Regions from separate parts of the Homo sapiens genome. Here all the other regions are linked to region 2. The links are chromatin contacts, found by Hi-C or POLR2A ChIA-PET in ENCODE. All regions are on one chromosome and are shown on one strand. Each heading gives the region's core, a stretch centred on a gene start or an enhancer-like site at or near the end of the contact. The rest is flanking DNA. Distances are from core to core; before and after follow the strand shown. Region 1 overlaps TMEM131L (transmembrane 131 like). Region 2 has its middle 89 kb from the start of TRIM2. Region 3 overlaps TMEM154 (transmembrane protein 154).

Region 1 (4,312 bases), core at 1,521-4,020, 370 kb after region 2:
CTGTAGGAAAGATGATTTGCCCCCCTGTGAAGTGCCCAGATACCCACTGTTGCATTTGAAGGTGGATCCCAGAGAATAGCCTCAGTAAAAGCATAGTCATAGTGTGTGGCCTGCCAAGTGAACCATGTAAAATGTATATAGTAAATAATTCATATTGATATTGTGCCTTGTACAACATTGACTTTGAGGGTTGTAACTACCTTGTGGATGTTGCTGCCACTAAATTATTTACAGTAAAGGTTCTGTTTGAATTACAATCCAAACAGTGTTCGATTGGTAGTTATGACAGGTGTATGTAGTATGCATTTTTGGTGGAGTAATTCTTCTAGGATTGTAATTAATCCTGTTTCTTCAAATCAGGTCATGTTAATCCACTTAATCCATAAAAATTGGATTTAAGTAATTGCCCTTGTGTAAACCTTATGGTTTACAAAGTGCTTTCACATGTATCTTCCTTACATAACCAGGTGGATATGTGGTAGTATTCCCATTTTATAGATGAGGAGACAGGTTCATCAAGGTAAAACAATTTGTTGAAGGTTATAGAGCTATGAAGTGACAGAACATGTGCGTGATCCTAGGTGTCCTCTCTCTGTAAGTGCATACTTGTCTGCTTTGGAGTGGAAAGCCACTTTCCCAATTAGATGTACAGCTGTCTGTCGAAGGAGACTAAGTCCGAGATTAACGGATGGAAGCAACTGAATACTTTCTTAGGCCCTAGTATTATATGGTTCCTAGCAAATCCCTGAAAAAAAAAGAGCATGACTCGTGTAAGATAGACCCAGGGTTGGTCCTTCAGTAATATTTTACTGTATGCTAGATAACTTCTTTAGTTTTATGCTAATTCTAAGTGTGGATTATCCACAGATATTCAGCTACATAGCTTTTGAAATGTGGAAAATTTAAATCTGAAATATTGGGATTAGTTTGTGGAACACATGCCATTGTAATGTGTGCTGAGAGGTTGCCTTTAGAGGAGCTGTCCTGTCAGCTTGCTTTGCTTTGGGATTATTTTCAGCAGCAAGTAACAAAACCCTGACTCAACCAGCTCAAACAATAAAGAATGCATGATGTCACTTAACAAGAAGCCTGGAGGCAGGGTGGTTCTGGGTTGGTTTACTCAGCAGGTTAGTGTCAGCACCTGGGAGCCTGGTTCTTCGGACCTGTCTGTTCTGTTGGACTCTGTGTGCCGTGCAGCTCCCCTCACGTTTGCAGGAGGTCTGTGTGCTTCACAGCCTCCCAGCCTCCCACCTGAACATCCAAAGGCAGGTTAAAAGAACCCCTGGCTACTTTCTCAGAAGTACTCCCCAGCAGACTTCCCCTTCACATCTTACAGGTGGGTCTGCACTCACCTTGAACCACTCACCCACCCACGCCTGTGGAGTGGTGGAACCACGTGATCAGCTCTGTCCTGCAGGGTTTAGTCATAGGGAGCACAACCCGGCTTTGCCTAAGTGGGAGGAAGGGAATGGGCAGTGGGAAGGCCGACAGCAGTGTGTGCTATGCTGAGTGCTATGCTGGGCCACCTGAGCTCAGCGAGAAATGAGCGGTCTAGGGCAGTGTTTCTCGAAGCCTGGTCCAGGGACCTAAATCAGCATCGCTTGGGAACTCGCTAGACTGGCCGGTTCTCAGACCCCACCCCAGACCTGGTGTGAATCAGAAGCTCTAGGGGAGGAGCCCAGAGATCTGTTTTAACAAGCCCTCCAGGTGGCTCTGATGCACGCTCAAGTTTGAAAACCATTGGCCCAGGGTGAGGCAGCTCAGGGACCATGTTACAAAATATACTTTTTGTGGAGGATTAAATAATGAGAGGTAGAAATAGTCTTGTAGGTAAAACAGTGGGTGGAAATTGGGAGATGGTTGCTTTTCAGCCTGACTTACCACCACTGGCCCAGGATTTTATCAAACCTAGAATCCGTACGTATTCTCTTCATAGGGTATGGAGTGTTAGCTGGTGGATCGAGTGTGTCCGAAGAAGTTCTGCTGCAATGATGCACATGGGGGTGGGGTTCCAGGCTGAGCTTTGGTGTCCACCTATCAGGGTCTCATATGTCCTGGCATGCCTGGTAAATAGGTGGGTTAGGCCATTGCAGGTCAGCTTCCAGGGGAGGACTGAGGAACCTTCTGAGGGAGAATTCATTCATTATAAGGGAAGTAAGTTTGGCAGAAAACCTTGGCCCAGTAACAGAAAGTCTCAGTTGTTGGATGGGAGTGGCCACTCACAGCACAGGGTGGTATGTGTATTCAGATCTGTCTCCTGGCCCAGGCCCCTGTGGAGCTGCACAGGCGTGTGTGTGTGTGTGTGTGTGTGTGTGAGAGAGAGAGAGAGAGAGACACCCTCGTGGGCCTGTGGCTGAGCTGTATGTGTGTGTGTGGGAGTGTGCGAGAGAGAGGAGCCAGGGACAAGGAGAGAGACCCTTGTGGGCCTGTGGCTGAGGTGTATGTGTGTGAGAGAGAGTGAGAGAGACAAAGAGACAGACAGACTCTGGTGGGCCTGTGGCTGAGATGTGTGTTTGTGAGTGCGAGAGAGCAGACAGGGACAAAGAGAGAGACCTTTGTGGGCCTGTGGCTGGTTGTGTGTGTTTGTGTATGTATGAGAGACAAGAGAGACTCTTGTGAGCCTATGACTGAGGGGTGTGTGTGTGTATGTGTGCATGTTGAGAGAGACCCTGGTGAGCCTGTGGCTGAGTTTTGTGTGCGTGTGTGTGTGTGAGAGAGAGACCGAGACCGTTGTGGGTTTGTGGCTGAGTTTTGTGTGAGAGAGAGAGACCCTGTGGGCCTGTGGCTGAGTTGTGTGTAAGAGAGAATGAGGGTGCGTGAGTGCACCAGTGTGAGTGGGGTTGTTGGGGCATGAGGAAGGATATTACTTAAGGCAAAACTGAAAGAAGTGTTCTAAAAATTCTGTGAGAAACTGGGGTGGGCGGAAGCAGCACGGGGCACTGCCCACCCCAAGGGGACTTCCACACCCCGTCCTGCAGCTGGAGGGCCAGGGCTGCCTGTGGGAGGAGTGGGGACCGGGCCCTGGTGAGGGCAGGGCCCAGAGGAGGCAGCCGGGAACTTGGAGAGAAGGAACAAAATTGGGACAAGGGCCTGGGCCTGGGATAGCCCAGCCTGTTGTGTGCCACTTACAGGGGAGAAGGGCCTCCCCAGCCACACAGCAACCCGGGGATTCCCTGCGGCTCTGTTGTGGTGGAGTGGGAGCATTTGCCAGCTGAGGGGGCTGGATGGAGTAGGGCAACAGGAAGCAACTCAAGTTCAAGTGTGGTGTATTAATTTCCCAGGGCTGTCTAACGAAGTGCCACAAACTGCGCGGCTTTAGAACAACAGAATTGTATTCTCTCCTCACAGTCCGGTGGCTGGAAGTCCTCTGTCAAGCCGGCAGGGCCACGCTGCCTCTGAAACCCTCGGGGAGTCCGCCCTCGCCTTTTCCTAGCTTCTGCGGGCTCGCCGGCAGCCTGTGGGGTTTCTTGGCTTGCAGCTGCGGCACTCCAGTCTCTTGTCGCACAGCGCTCTCCCTGGGTGTCTCCGTGCTTTCACGTGGCTGTCGTATAAGGACACCAGTTATATTGAAGCAGGGGCCCACCCTACTCCAGTCCAGCCTCATCTGGACTAATTGCATCTGCACCAACCCTGTTTCCAAGTCAGGTCACATTCTGAGGTACTGGGGTTAGGACTTTGACATATCATGTTGGGGTTGGTGGAGACACAGTTTAACCCATAACACATAGTCCCCAGCGAGACTCGTCTGTGAGCCCTTGTGAATGTCCCTCACTTGTTTTCCTTGCCCTCCCCCAACACCAGGGCTCCTGAGAAACGCCTTTTTGGTATTGGGCTGGTGATGTGTGAAGCGATCCACTGTGAAGCTTCCTTCCTGAGAGCTGCACAGACCAGTCTACGGCAGCTTTGGACTCCTGGGCTCCAGCCGCAGCTGCAAAACCCACGCAGTTTCTTCCCAGCTCATTGAACCTGGCCTTTTGGTTGAATGGATTTTATTTCTGAATTATTTCTTTGTGTATCTGTAGGAGCACGTCCAAGGAAAATTCTTTATTTTCACAAGATTGTGAGCACTGGGGAGAAGTATTTTTTTCTTGAGACAGAGTCTCACTCTCTCACTCAGGCTGGAGTGCGGTGGTACGATCTCAGTTCACTGCAACCTCTGCCTTCCAGGTTCAAGCGATTCTCCTGCCTCGGCCCCCTGAGTAGCTGGGGTTACAGGCATGTACCACCATGCCCGGCTAATTTTTGTATTTTTAGTAGAGACGGGGTTTCACCATGTTGGTCAGGCTGGTCTCAAACTCCTGACCTCATGGTC
Region 2 (4,650 bases), core at 1,835-4,334:
TGGAGGCTTTGGGCGAACTCTTCCTGGCCTCTTCCAGCTTCTGGTGGTTCCTTGGCCTGTGACTGTGTAACTCCAATCTCTTCACTTGGTCTTCTCCTGTGTCTGTGTGTCTGTCTCCCCTTCTTTCTATTACAAGGACACTTACTGGATTTAGGGCCCACATGGCTAATCCAGGATGATCTCATCCATTGATCTTTAATTGAATTATATCTGCCAAGACTCTTTTTCCAAATAAAATTATAGTCACAGGGTCGCAAGTTCCAGGACACTGACATATCTTTTTGGAGCCCACCATTCAACTGAACTCAGTGCCTTATCCTGTTTCCCACCTGAGCCACTCTAGTCTCATGGTCACACCGTAGACCTTGTCATAACAAGCATCTCAGCCACCTTTAAATTATCGATCTCAGACATCCTCCCAGCTCTCTTGTGCTCTAGGACTCTAGCCCAAGGGCTCTCATTCACTGACGTCCCTGCCTGTGCGTTTTCTGTCATTCCTTCCCTCATTGTTGCCCTCCTTACTCAGCTCAGACTGCAAGTTGCCTCATTACAACCTCTCCCTGGCAGAATTCCTCAACCCCTTGCTTCTCTCTTCTCTAAGTCATACTTATCCTGCAAAACCTCAACCTTGGCTGATTCTAGTATTGACTTGGATGCACAGCTGACCACAACAGGAAAAGTCACACTGTCGGGCTGACTGGTTTCACTTTAAGTTCATGGCCACAAACCTCTAATGGGCACTGCTTAGCTACTCTGTCCATTTCCATTGTGAGTTGACTTTCCCCGGCAGCATCTCTCTCTTCACATCTCCCATGGTGAATGCATGACCTGCCCCACATGGAGCTGAGTAAATACACATATCAGAGGGGAGCGCAATTCTCTTCTCATCTCCAAATGCACAGGTAGACTCACAGCTACATCTGTCTTGTCACACCCCAAGCACCCTGCTCCCCGACCTGAACTCACTCCAGCACAGGCGCTCTTGAGAGAGGCAGCCTTGCCCAGGCCACTTGGTGCTCTGTGGCTCACACCCAAACGATGCCTGGCATGGGAAGCTCTTGGTGTTGGTTGAATGAAGGAGGACTTCCTTCCTCCAGTTATCTCCTCCTGCACCCTCGATCTTCTCTCCACTGAATCATTTCCACTCACACACAAAGACGTGCTGGAATCTCTCATTAGAAGAAGTCTTTCTGTGGCTCGACAGACTCTCAGTGTTCCCTCCCTTTCCCCATCCTGTTTCATAGCAAAACTTCTCCCACAAGCGGTCTGCACACTAACATCTTGGCTTCACCCATCCTTCCTTCTGCTTCTTCACCTACTCTTCAGTCTCCTCCAGTCTGGCTTCTGGCTTCTCCACTCCCCCGAAACTCCTTTTGTCAAGGGTGTCAGTGACCTCTGTGTCAAGGGCATCGATAAGCTCCATGCTGTCAAACCCAACTTTGTCTATTATAAAAACACCTAGAAGAAAGAAATTGACAGAGGAGAAGGCTGTAAGGTGAAACACAACTGCCCACCCCCTCTTCTTAGACCCCTCTCCTCTCTCATTGCCCATGATACAGCAAATAGATTTTTCTCTTATCCCACCAGACACTTCTAATCAACCTTCCTCACTAGGTCGCCCTCTCCCTGACCTCTAGATACAACCTCTTATTCTTCTCTGTCGATGTATTTTTCATTCTTAGCTTTAAACACCATCCATTTGCTGATGAATTCCAAATTTATTTTTTCATTTGAATCTAGACTCTTAAGCCCTCCGTATCCTTCCTTGGTGACTTCTTTAGGTATTTCAGGGGCATCTGAAATTTAACATTTCCTAAATGTCACCCTTGATCTCCCCAACCCCCTCCCCACCACCCAACTGGTTCCCTCCATCGGTCCTCAGAAAATGGTGCCACCATCTCACTTGCAGTCATGCCCAACAGCTAGCATAGTCCTTGTGGGAGTGTCTCTGGAGATAAAGTCATAGACCGGGAAATGCTGTGCCAAAAGGCGTGTGCCACTTCTTAAAAGTATAGAGAGCTCTGATGCCCATTCACCACAATAACAAACGAGGCTTTGAAGCTCCTGACGTTATCGTCTCTGAAACTGTGAGGATTTTTTTTTAACTGGGTAGTTTGCTTTGCCTGGAACTCTTCCCTCCTCTGAGGCGTTGGTGAGTCAGCTGGGGCTCGTAGATATAAGCAATGGACACCAAGCTCTGGGTGTTACAAGTAGAAAAAATGGACTGAAAGAGTACTGGGTAGCTCACAGGGCCACTGGGAAGACTGAAAAACTGCGGGACTAAAGGGAGCCCTGAGGTCAGCCCCAACCAAAACCATACCCTAGAACCTGTGCACACCAGACTCTGGACGTCATCACTGCCTGCTGCCATCGTTGTCACTGCCTGAAAAACAGCCTCCTCCTCTCATCCCTGACTCTGCTTCACTAGGGTCGGTGCCTGTGCCCTGGCTTCCCAGGAGGGGGAAAGGCAATGGGCCATTTTGACTGCACCCTTAAGACTTATCAGGTGTCACTCTGGGTGGCTGCAGAGGTGACGGCCGCCCATGGTGCTCATCCTGAGGGTCCGCAGCTCTCATTGCTGTTCAGCAAGACAACACTGGACCTGTTGGCTGTTACAGACTCTGGGGCTTTGGGAAGGGAACGTGAATGGAGCAGGGGAGGGAGGCAGGGTGGCACAATGTTTAATTATGCCATTCCAAAGTTCTGGCCACCAGTCTGTCCTGTCTGTCTGTCCTGCTAGCAAGTTCTGCATGTGGCATGTCAGCGGCCATCTTCATGTTCCTGCTGGGCCTCTTCTTTGATGTCATAACTATGAATATGTTGCCCACATTTTGTCCCCTTTTTATAGAAAGGCTCCAAGCACTTTGCAAACATTAGTAAGTGATTAGTCATCAGTACACAGTTGTTAATAAATCAGGGACTTTCTCAGCTGGATTCCTCCTGTTTTTCTCCCTCTGCCCATCAAGATGGGAGGTGGGGTGGTAGGGGGGAGAAAGACTGGACTCCTTTTTCTTAAGCACTGCCTTACCATTTCTCTACCAACCCTGGCACTTGCAGTGGAAACTTGCCGCTTCCGTTTTTAGCCACAGAGGTAATCTACTTTCATTTTGGCGACTAGGCTGGTATTTTTTTCCACGAAGCTGGGTGATGAGCCTTGCCCTGGTTTCTGAGGTTTCATGTTCACCAGCAGTAAGCCAGGCCTCCTTTTTCCCCTGGTTTCTTTTCTTTTCTTTTTTTTTTTAAAGAAGAGGAAACCAAGGCAAGTATTTAGTGAAGGTGGCCAAGACGCTGGAGCTGCTGTTCTCAGAGCGCAGTCTGCAGGCCAGCACATTAGCAACATCTGAAGTGCACATTAAAATAACTCCATCGCCACCTCCCAAATCAGCCCACCTCCCCCACTTCCCTCCACCCCACCTCCATCCACCCCACCTCCATCCACCAAATCAGTGTCTTTGGCATTAAAACCAAAGAAATTGCAGTTTTATTAAGTTCGCAGATGACACTCTAATTTAAAAACCACTAGTTCAGAGTAGACGTAGGCATCAGAGCAGTGACATGATTTGAAGCCACAGGCCTCAGTCTATGCACCTGCAAGGTAAGTGATGAGCAAATGAATGCAATAGGCAGCACGTGGACACTTTTGGGGGTGCCTATCCATTATACAAGTTTGTTTTTGTTTTTTTGAGAAAGGGTTTCATTGTGTCACCCAGGATGGAATGCAGTGGCAGGATCTCAGCTCACTGCAACCTCCACCTCCCAGACTCAAGCAATCCTCCCACCTTAGCCTCCTGAGTAGCTGGGACCACAAGTGCATGCCACCACACCCGGCTAATTTTTGTATTTTTTATATAGACAAGGTCTCGCTATGTTGCCCAGGCTGGACTTGAACTCCTGGACTCATGTTATCTGCCTCTCTTGGCCTCCCAAAGTGCTAGGGTTACAGGCATGAGCCACCCCGCCCAGCCTCCATTTCACAAGTATTTGAATGACTGCCTACTATGTGCAAAATATATGCCAGAAAATAATCAGGAAATTTTCCATCTATAAATTGCATTAGATAGATAGATAGACAGATAGATAGATAGATAGATAGATAGATAGATAGATAGATAGATAGATGATAGATAGATAGATGATAGATAGATAGACAGACAGATGATAGATAAACATAAACATTAGCCCTACTGTTTTCTGTCTTCTAAGATAAGGGAGCTGAATAGATGGAGCTGAAGGGTCTTCTAGTTCCAATTTCCTACAATTTATGAAGTGGTTGGAATTAGCCCTGACCACTTCCTAGACACTCTTAAAAAAAAAAAAAAAAAGACTTCAAACACACACAAAAAAGCACTAAAAAACAAAAACAGAAACAAAACACAGATGCCCATGTTTCGACCTCCAACATTGAACACATTTTAACATTTTTCAATCAATCTAAATCTTTATAGATACAGTTGAAGTCCTCACTTTCAACCCATTTATCTCCTTCCCTTCCTTTCTATCCAGAAGTGATGATCCTGAAACTGGTATGTGCCTTTTACCAATGGTTTTATAAATTCAAAATATATACTGTTGTTCAGTGTTTTTATAAACACATATATAGTTTATATATATCCATCATGTGCCTTTTATACCTATTTTGCAGTATTTTCA
Region 3 (4,481 bases), core at 1,855-4,354, 480 kb before region 2:
AACATCAGAGGCAAGCCTAGTCATGCACATAGATCATGCCCGTGTTGTGGATATAATCTGGGCCACTATTCAAGCAATGCTGTGGTTTTTAAAAGTAAGTACATCTTCTCTCATCCAACACATACATGCACACACACACGTGCGCACGTGCATCTGTGTTTTAATAATATTATTTGAGGTTATCATCCTGCAGGATTATAAACTGTTACTTTGTATCCCTCATAATATCAAGCTCAGATTTGAGAGAATCTGACACTTAATACTTGAATTACAGATGATCCCTGACTTACAGTGGTTAACTTACAATTTTTTTGACTTTACAATGGAGCAAAATTGATATGTATTCACTACACTCCTTGACTTATGATGGGGCTATCTCTAGATAAACATTATAATTTGAAAATATCATGCATTTTTGACTTCAGATTTTTTTACTTACAATGTGTCTCTCTGGACCTAACCCCACTGTAAGTCAAGAAGGATCTATATACGTTTAAATGACTTTGAGGGACTAAAGAAGAAAAGAGGAAAGCAGCCTCTGCACAAAGAAAAAAATTAGAAGTGGTCACAAAGATTTAACTGAGCAGACAGGCCAAAAAAAGCTCGCATAAAACTGCTGTTTTCTTGCAATTAATGGTTAAGTGTTGTCAATGACTGTGCTGAGTGACAGACACACCATTCACCGAGTACTTTCCTGTATTAGCCTCATGGTGGCTGGCTTTCTTGCTGCTGAGTGTTCTTCTTTTTCTAATCTATAATTTGTCTTTTAATTTATGAAATATCTCTTATTTTAACAAAATAATAAAAGAGAATGAAAATACATTTTTAAAAGAAACTTTTCTCTAGATTGAGCTTTATCAGCTACGAACCTGCCATGTGAACTTGAACAAGCCACTTAACCTCTCTGAGTTCTAAGTTTACTCAAATTATTTTATTTTTAACTGGTTGTTTTGACATGATGTAGACAGTGTCAGGCACATATTAAGTGCTCAATAAATGTCTTTTGAAAACCTACATCAAAAATTATACTTTCTCAAAAAATGACAAAGAGAAGGGATGAAACAGGAAGAAATCCACAAAATTCTCTATTAAACTAACCTAAATTTTTCCTGAAAAATAGTGAAGCAACTCCTTTTTATAATGACATCGAGCTCAGAAACATAAACTATAGAATAAACAGTAGAATTATTATAAGAACAGATATACTGTCACTCTCTCTTAGTTAATTTCTTAGGCACTAGCATATAGAAAATGTGATGTAAATGTCTTACTATTGCTGTAATTATTACTGTATTTTCAAAATTATAAATCCACTTGAGCAGAACCACATCTAATTCTTTCCCTAATCTTTCCCTATGTTGCTGCTTAATGTAAAATCATCCCTGTGGTCAAGAGATATAAGAGGAAAGAAGACAGGCATTTGGCTAATATTTGCGATTCCTTGTCTGTGGTTATTCATCTGAGATTGCAGAGACAGAAACACGAAGCTTTCAGGAAACCGTCTAACTACAAATGCCTCCAGAAGAAGGAAGAGGCTGGCTAGATTGGAAGAGTCATGATAAAAGGGACTTTTTCTTGTTTGCACCACTATCTAGTGGCATTTGGGAGGGTGTTGTGAGTGTGGGGTTAGGCAATAAGGGAGTGTGTTTTCTACACAGAAGTTAAAACAATAATAAAACCAACCAAAAGGATCTGTTTTCTGTCGTTACCATGTGTTGGCAATGCTTAACCAGATCAGGGATGAAATTCTCTTCAACTTGAGGGCAGACCCCTCCTAGCACCCTCCTCCCACTGACACTTTGCCCCTGGGCAGTGCCAGGCACATAGCAGGTATGAATCACGGAAAAGATGCTAAGATGGAAAATAAGAATATGAAACACTCCCCTCCCCCATGATTCCTTTGTTGCTTTTCCTATTGATTTCTTTCAAACATGAAAACCATAGTGTCCACTTCTCATAGTATTTTGTACATCTCTGGTCCTTATTAAAATCCTGTGCTGTCTTTCGGATTCCATAGCTCAGGAAGAATATCCATTCAATGAGGACAGAGGAAAGTAATGAACAAGACTGGCCAATGAGACAAGGATAAAGTTCTGAAAGGCCTGAGATTACAGACCCTAACAAGACAAGCTTGAAGAGTTGAAGTCTTTGCACACAATGTGGTATATTCAGTGTAGGATGGTTATCAGATTGACTCCCTTTTCCCAGAAGCATGGTGGTCGTAGGTTCTATGGACTTAATAGATAACAGAGGTTCTATGTCAGGCATGTCTTTCTAGCATCAAGGAAAGTGGAACCCTGTAAATGAATTCCAGAAGGCTTTGTTTATCAGGAGAAAGGAGAAGTGTGTCTTCCACTAAATTCAATTTTTAATGACTGTTACATACTTTCTGAAGCATTAAATTCACCTGTATACTACTTCAATGACAGAGGAAGAATCATGCACAAGGTAAAAGCCAATGGAAAACTTTGGGTGATAATGGTGTGTCAATGTAGGTTGATTGATTGTGATAAATGTAGAACTCTGATGGGGGACGTTGATAATGGGGGAGGCTGTGCATGTGTGAGGGCAGAGGGTATATGGGAACTCTGTATTTTCTGCTCAATTTTGCTGTAAACCTAAAACTGCCCTAAAAATAATCTTTTAAAATCCCAGTGTGGGAGGGGGAAGAACAATTGCCACTGCATAAGAATAATTAGTTTCACTTGCGTGGTGCTTTAAAACTTAGCTACTGCCGGGTGCGGTGTCTCACGCCTGTAATCCCAGCGCTTTGGGAGGCTGAGGTGGATGGATCACCTGAGGTCAGGAGTTCAAGGCCAGCCTGACCAATGTGGTGAAACCCCATTTCTATTAAAAATACAAAATTAGCCAGGCGTGGTGGTGGGTACCTGTAATCCCAGCTACTTGGGAGGCTGAGGCAGGAGAACTGCTTGAACCCAGGAGGCAGAGGCTGCAGTTAGCCAAGATTGCACCATTGCACTCCAGCATGGGCAACAAGAATGAAACTCAGTCTCGAAAAAAAAAAATTAAGATAAAAATAAAACCTAGCTAGGTGGTTTCATTCTCTTATATCATCCTGTGAAACTAGAAGGACAGATGTTCTTATTTCCATTTTTCAAGATGAAGAAATTAAAACTCAGAGAGCTAAAGTGACTTGTTTTAGTCTAAAGAACAAACAAGCATTCAAATTAGGTCTTAAAATGAGTCTTCTAAGTCCAATGACCCACAAATGCACTTTCCACCTGTATCTATAACAATTCACAAGCTTTTAGAGAAAAAAGAAATCTTATTTTTGTCCCAGGGTAGATACTCAAAGTAAACATTTTATGGATTATCAATTTAATTAAAACATTAGGATAGGAAAAAGAAATGTACATAAAATTATGACAGAAAAGAAAGATTATCCAAATTATAAGGTGTTACTATCCTTTTAAAAACTTCAGACTGGGCGAGGCACAGTGGCTCACTCCTGTCATCCCAACACTTTGGGAGGCCAAGGCAGCAGAAGGATTGCTTGAGCCCAAAAGTTTGAAAGCAGCCTGAGCAACATAAGGAGACCCTGTCACCACAATAAAGTAAAATAAAATTAGCCAGGCATGGTGGACAAACCTGTGGTCCCAACTACTCTGGAGGCTAAGTTGGGAGAATCATTTAGGCCCAGGAGGTTGAGGCTACAGTGAGCTGGGATCACACCACTGCACTCCAGCCTAGACAACAGAATGAGAGTCTGTCTCTACACAAAACAACAAAACACCAAAAAACTCCAGAGTGATAAGTGGACTATTCTGAAATCACCAACATTAATGGGCCTATGCCAGTAATTAAGGAGAACTGAAAGTCTCATAGTAGATCAAACAAATTCCTGATTTCCCAGGATTGGTAGGTCCAGAAAGAAACCACCAGGGAACACAGGGACAAAAATAATGCTTCGCCCACCAGTATTGATGTGTCTGGGTCTTAGGATACAGGCTTAGGATAAAGGAAGTGAATTTTTTTTTAATCCAGTGAGCTGGGTCTTAGTATAAAGGCAGTGAGTTTCTGTACATCAGTCCTAACTTCCTAATAATTATACTAGCAATAACCAGTGCTTATTGAGAACTTACTTTGTTCTGGGCTTTGTTCTAAATCCAATGTACTTTTCTTAGATTTTTTAATGAATAAAAAATTAACTTTGCAATATCATAATAACCTTTGAAGTAATCAGAAAGTGCCTAGTGGTACAAAGATCTGGGACTTGCCATTCTTGGTTCTCGAATGCTGGTGCTGGCATTACGAGAGGGCATAAAGTGAAGGCCTGACAGCCATCCTGTGAATGCCACACAGCTCTGGACCCACAGTGGAATGTAGACCTTCCCTTTTAAAACAATCATTTAACTATGTGAAGGCTCTAGCTCATTTTCTCATTATTTCAAAAATCTGACTTTTTTTTTTTGAAACAGAATTTCTTTCACTCTTGTTGCCTAGGCTGGAGTGCAATGGTG

What was found. A loop is a pair of places that touch in the nucleus more often than their neighbours do. ChIA-PET counts read pairs that join two places held with the same protein, here RNA polymerase II (POLR2A). Pooled maps may share reads with other maps.
Region 1: a loop to region 2 is called in a pooled map, with 6 times the contacts of the local background. The contact joins two enhancer-like sites. A Hi-C loop is called at or near these places in 6 of 50 pooled maps. POLR2A ChIA-PET finds 5 or more read pairs at or near these places in 4 of 52 experiments (CD4-positive, alpha-beta T cell, CD8-positive, alpha-beta memory T cell, activated CD4-positive, alpha-beta T cell and 1 more).
Region 3: a loop to region 2 is called in a map with no recorded cell type, with 9 times the contacts of the local background. The contact joins two enhancer-like sites. A Hi-C loop is called at or near these places in 4 of 168 maps with a recorded cell type or tissue (IMR-90, PC-9, endothelial cell of umbilical vein and 1 more), 6 of 37 single-sample maps with no recorded cell type and 10 of 50 pooled maps.

The regions. Positions count from the first base shown.
Region 1 is chr4:153,485,406-153,489,717 of GRCh38, forward strand. All of the region lies in intron 3 of TMEM131L (transmembrane 131 like), which reads left to right. Among named protein-coding and RNA genes, the nearest start is that of TMEM131L, 21 kb to the left of the region's middle. RefSeq lists enhancers at 2,138-2,187, 2,198-2,247, 2,398-2,517, 2,618-2,687, 2,868-3,037 and 2 more. Within about 2 kb of position 2,771, at least 28 of the 41 ENCODE cell types and tissues checked have a DNase peak (open chromatin) inside an H3K27ac peak, as active enhancers do; they include CD4-positive, alpha-beta T cell, where a contact is called at or near this core.
Region 2 is chr4:153,112,912-153,117,561 of GRCh38, forward strand. No RefSeq gene overlaps it. Among named protein-coding and RNA genes, the nearest start is that of TRIM2, 89 kb to the right of the region's middle. Within about 2 kb of position 3,085, at least 16 of the 41 ENCODE cell types and tissues checked have a DNase peak (open chromatin) inside an H3K27ac peak, as active enhancers do; they include CD4-positive, alpha-beta T cell, where a contact is called at or near this core.
Region 3 is chr4:152,634,532-152,639,012 of GRCh38, forward strand. The region is part of intron 6 of TMEM154 (transmembrane protein 154); the gene reads right to left. Among named protein-coding and RNA genes, the nearest start is that of TMEM154, 43 kb to the right of the region's middle. Within about 2 kb of position 3,105, at least 3 of the 41 ENCODE cell types and tissues checked have a DNase peak (open chromatin) inside an H3K27ac peak, as active enhancers do.